Regions from separate parts of the Mus musculus genome. Here region 2 is linked to region 1. Evidence: chromatin loops called from intact Hi-C (ENCODE). Cell type or tissue: heart. All regions are shown on one strand. Each heading gives the region's core, and the rest is flanking DNA. Links, peaks and the distances in the headings are about the cores only. Region 1 has its middle 120 kb from the start of Esp31. Region 2 has its middle 24 kb from the start of Esp31.

What was found. Peaks named below come from ENCODE experiments on the same cell type or tissue, not always from the same donor. Only the 100,000 strongest peaks of a DNase experiment are listed, where the experiment ranks them.
Region 2: it touches region 1 in a loop (2.9-fold over the local background); 4 of 42 quality-filtered maps call a loop at or near these places.

Annotation. Positions count from the first base shown.
Region 1 is chr17:38,753,787-38,756,725 of GRCm38, forward strand. No RefSeq gene overlaps it. Among named protein-coding and RNA genes, the nearest start is that of Esp31, 120 kb to the left of the region's middle. In heart, for the core only: no CTCF peak of the experiment used is centred there; no DNase peak of the experiment used is centred there.
Region 2 is chr17:38,613,652-38,616,590 of GRCm38, forward strand. No RefSeq gene overlaps it. Among named protein-coding and RNA genes, the nearest start is that of Esp31, 24 kb to the right of the region's middle. In heart, for the core only: no CTCF peak of the experiment used is centred there; no DNase peak of the experiment used is centred there.

The DNA.
Region 1 (2,939 bases), core at 225-2,724:
ACATTCTAGCTCCAGGCATAAGAAATATTTTTAAAGGATGGTACATCAAATTAGACCTGATAATTCTCCAGAATACATAGATTATACAGTGTATACTTTTATCTTTTAAAGCTTAAAAATCAGAGAGTTGAAGACACCTTAAACGTAGGAGTCAGAAAATGTGATTTGGAGCAAATATAAAAGCCTCCTTCCTACAGAGTAACTAACACAGTACTACAAAATACTGAACAAAAATTCTAAGGGAGATGAAGCACTCAAAGTTCTTACCCAGGTGCAACAGCATCTATATACTTGAGGTCATCATCAACATGATTAAATATTGAGGAATGTCAAATAATTCACACTCGAATATGGTGGTGGTCAACTCTGAACATAAAGAAATCATACCTTGTAATAGAAACCTAAACAATATTCCAGGAATAGTGTTGTTACAGATAAAGAAAAGAATATACTACCTTTAATTTTTATACCCCATTATCCCTTACTAAGTTCTAAGCCTTATTCCTACAACCACAGATAAGTGTAAGCATCATCCACATCAGTAATGTCCATTTGCAATAACTGATAGCATCACAGGTCACCACAACTAGGTTACATACAGGGAACAAGATTTTTGTTGAAACTTAGGCCCAGCATATAGATCTTCAACATTGCCCCTGCACATAATCCCAGGGAACATTCTGATATAGAGGGGCATATCGTTTCTAAGAGCAAGAATACCAGGAACACTGTTGTGATATAAATTATAGGGCAGCAATTTCTATTTATTTTTACATCTTACACACGTGGCAAGCTGAGATGGTAACACATATTGTATTGTAACCTGTGATGCCAGCGTGTAGTAAATAGAGAATGGCTTTTGAAAACTTTGGAAGTTTGAGTGAGTCAAGCCTTCTTTGGATATAATTATTTCAATCCCCAGATGGTTCTATGTGTTAAGATAAAAATTATTCCTTATGGCTTGTTACACATAACAGTGCACCTGTGTAAACAAGGAAGAAGACAAAAATGTTCAGAACACACAGTTCCTTAACTAGGGATTTGATATTCTTTACTAAAGTTATAGCTACCATAATGTCACACAATACAACTATTTTTCTGTCAGAGCATTTAAAATAACGGCATATATAAAATAGTTCACAGTTATCTACAATGTGTCATAATTTAGTACACTTAAATACACTGAGCCTTTTGAAGAAAAGTAAGCTGTTTGTATTGAAATTTAAATTAGAGAAAATGAGTCTAATGTAGTTTCTCCATTTGCACTACCCAATTTTAGTTGTTTGCCAAAAAAAGCACAAAATAATCACTTGAGTATTACAATTATCATGATTTATATTTGATTGAAATTCTAAAAAATATTTTGTTTACCATTACTTCATGATCTTTTTGGTCATTATGTTTTGTTTCTCTTAGCTTTTCCCCTTTAATAAAACAATTATTACTGTACTATATTTCGTAGATTAAAATTATTTAACATGATTAATACCTTTATTTAGAAGAATGACTTCATGAATTTTTATCTAGGAGATTATTTAAGCGCACTACTGTGTATATCTTTTTTGAATTTTCTATGAAGAGAAGAGTTTGCCTCTGGAGTATTAATGAAGAAGACTAACCTTTATGTGATTATTGAACCAGTAGAACAGGTGGATCTAACTTTGTTTACAAAATCTGCATTTCTCAACAATTCCTGAGTCTTATTGTTTTCATGGAACACAAACTCAAGCAGTCACAATTTAAACCATGTTTGACATCTCAGTTATAGTTTCTACTACTCTAATGAAACTCCATGACTCCCAAAATCCAAAGCAGGACAGAAAGTAATTATTTGTCATATACTTCCATTCACTGTCAAACAGGGCTAGCTCCTTAATGCAGACACATAGTGGGATGATATTTAGTTATGTCCTTCCCTTGGCTTGTGCACTATGATTTCCATACCACCCTTGAAATTTTTCCATGGGATTGAACAACCCACAATGTAATAGAACACTCCAGTTAATGACTAATTAAGAAAAATGGTTTACAGATAGATATTTTAAAAGCATTTTTTTTCAAGGGAGGTTCCTTCCTGTCAGAAATCAATAGTTTATGTGCCAGATTGCAGAAGCTTAGCCAGCACATATTACTCCTGGTTTACTTGTCAATAAAACAAATTGCCATTAAGACAACCTATTCATTTCTTATTCACCCCAAAATCTCAGATGGAATATATAAATAATGTTAAAATTCCCATTATTTACCAGATCAAACACATTAAAACTTTGGTCTTTAACTGAGAGAATGACCAATCAATGTACACCCTATATTTGAGACCTATCCTGTAGGCAAGAACTAACCCATGACATTATTAATTATACTCTAATTTACTAGCAGAAAAGTGTATAGCATAGCTGCCTTCTAAGGAACTCCATCTAGCAGCTCACTCATGGGGATGTAGACACCCATACACAGAATTGATGGAGATTAAGGTCTCCAATGGAAGAGTAGAGTGAAGTCCTTGAAGGTAACAGGAATACAAAGGAAGACCAACAGTGTCAACCAACCTGAACCCTTGGTGTCCTCAAAATCTGAACCAACAGTCTAGGAACATACACTGGTTTTCTTAGACCTATCCTCACATGTGCATATCGGTCTTCATGTGGGCCTGAATAATTGACGTTGGAGTAATCCCAAAATATATTGATTGTGCATAGAATATTTTCTTCAATCTGGGCAAACTTGTCTGGCCTCAGTGGAAGAATATGCTAGTAGCCTCACAAACATGATGTTCCAGGGTGCAGTATATCTGGGTATCATCCTCTCAGAGTGGAATGGCAGGAGTGTGAGAGGGAGGATTGTGGGAGAGGGTGACCTGGAAGGAGAAAGTGAGCAGATTGCAAAGTAAATACAAATATTTAAAAGTTTGGTCTTCTTTTTTTTTTTTTCTCCAGGAA
Region 2 (2,939 bases), core at 207-2,706, 140 kb before region 1:
AAGTATGGAATGTCACCTCTCACTTAGAAGGGTGAAACAGAATAGAAATCATTGGTGGATAGGGAGAGGGGACTGCAAGAATGTGGAGAGTTGGGATGGCAACAGAAAGAATCTGGTGTTGTACATGATGGAGTAACAGAAAACTGTAACCTGGGTGCCATCTCTGAGAAGAGCAAGAAGCCTAGGGCAGTGAAACCACCCAGAAATCAAGAAGGGTTACATTAGCTAGATTTCTTAGCAACAGGGGTTATGGAATTTGAACTGGTCATCTCCTGTAATTAACCAAGGACGACATCTAGTAGAGAGATTGGGGCACAAACCCTGGCACAAAATCTCTGACCTACACCTCTTCATATTCACAAGATATGCTTGGGTATAAGCTGCACAGAAAATATTAGAGTGATCAACTAATGCCTGGTCCATCGTGAGATTCATGCCATTAGAATGAGCCCACCTTTTATACTGCCCGGAGATCCTAGAGCCAGACATTGGATATTCCATAGACCCACTATAGAACCAAATATTATTGGAAAAAAGGAATGATTGCTAAATATATTATGCAATGCTCACAGTTTACTATCTAGCCCAACTGGTAATTAGAGATGCTTCACACAAAAACAGATGAAAGCAATGCATAGACCCTAAGCAGATACAGACAGCCAAATATTTCTTATGGTTTCTAGCATCTGCAAAATAATGAGGGATGTTGGTAAGAACCAGATAGGTCAAGAGCACCGAAAGAAACTGCCAAGAGGATAATGACCATTACTTATTGACAACTCACAAGAATTAAACTGAAAATAAGGTAGTATACATGGGTCTGACCGAGTTCAATTACATATATGGTATGGTTGTGTAGCTTGTTGCTGTTATATTACTTGTATCAGGGAGCAGGGGATGTTTCTATTCTAGTAAGATTCCTATGGGATCTTTTGCCCTATTTTGTTAGCTTGTCTAGCCTTTGAGAAGAGGTACCTATTTATTATTCAAGTTTATATACCATGGCTGGTCAGTACCAATCAAAATTGGCCTACTCTGAAGAGAATAGGAGGAGTAGTGTTGGGCACAGAGGTTGGGTAGGACTAGAATGACAGGATGTAGAGGAAACTATGGTCATGATGTAAAATAGGTAAAATACTAAAAATAAACTCCCACTAGAAATTAAAATTTTCTTTTAAATATTCAGTCTTTCAGGTGTAGCACAGTCACAATGCAACTCGAGCAGATTCAAGTTTCAACACTCCTAATTACTTAATTTTCAATTATATAGGATTTTGTCATGATATTCTGGGCTACTCCAAATAGCTTTTATCATTTTTCCAACTCTGCCCTTTGGAGCACATTCAGTTTTTCTCCAAGGTTCTGGCAGGCTCCACTCCACTACAGGTGTTGTGTAGTACCCTGGTACTAGCACCTCCAAAAACACCTGAGCTATATTTTAAATGCTAGCCTGTAACAGGGTGTCTTCAAGGTACCAACCTTAAACATGTTTGCATGGCCCCTTCAGTCATAGGCTTTAAACTGTCAATGAGGCTAAAATTACATAAGTATCTTCTCCTAGCCTACACAGTCTCTAGCCTCAGCTGCTCTCCATGACCTTGTCATGCATTCAAAACTAATACTGCCTGTGTGCCTATTAAGTTACCACTTTTGGCTACCAGTATGAGATAAGAACTGCAGTCCTATCTAGAACAAAGCTTCAATGTGATGATTGTCAATAAACACCTTCCAGAAGATTTCCTCTCAGTGATGCTGGTCTCTTGTTAATCAAAGCTAATTTCTCAGATCCAGCTGACCAGAATTTAGTGTTCCCAAAAAGCAAAGGTGTGCATTTGATATTTATTATATCTTGTTAATTACAGATCAAAATATCAACAAATAACTTAATGACAGAATCTTAAATCAAAATACCTAATGGCCCCATCGAATTTTAAATTTCCCTTTGAAAATTCATAAGCCAGGACTCTATCCACGAGACTACTCTCAAACATGCTTGTCATTCAAACTCCAAAAGAACACCACATTGAGTTCTCAACACGCTATTTTATTTTCTAGCCCTAAATTACAAAACTCATGCTAAAACACAGTCTGTCCTGTCACAACATTACTCCAAAGTCTTCCTACTAACTTGCTTTAGTTAGTGTTACTATTTCTACCATGAAGTATGAACAAAAAAGGGTTTATTTGATATATACTTCCATATTGCCAATAATCATCTTAAAAACTGCCAGGAGAGAACCATGATATGGTGGGTCATGAGTGCAGGGCCTGATGCAGAAATAAAGCAGCAGTGCTGAATGCTGTCTTCTTTCATGTGACTTGCTGTAGCAGAGTTTTCTGCTGAATTCAAGAACACAAGCTCAGAGAGGAAGCCATCAAAAATGGTCTTGAACTTTTTCTAGAAATTTCTAATTTAAATTTTATTTACAGACAAACATTTGGAGGTTATTTTCTCATATATGGATTCTTACTTCAAGACAATACTGGTGTGTGTATAAAGTAGCATAGTTGATCACTGGCAAACACATCTATTTTATTTGATATTCAGTTACTAAACTTAGCTTCCAGAGGAGATATTCCCATATCAGACCCTGTCTTTTTATGGCAATATATATTGTATATATAGGTTACAAAATATTTACCAAGGGGTTAGGGAGGACAAGAAGCTCAAAGAAGCTTATTGTCTTGAGTTTAATATTTGACATAAAGATAAAGTAAGTGTCAATGTCATATTTATTTTAGATATTATTTGATTCAGCTTCTCCACTTAAGATCCATGTCCCAAGAACCTTGTCCTACTCTCTCCTGAGGATTGCATCAGATTTAGGGGAAGGCACAGACCCTGGCAGCCATAGTTAGGCGTTGTTAGAAGCATGCACATAGAGAAGTGCTTGGGAGAAAAATTAGTCATTAAGACTAGTAGTGACTATTACCTGAGT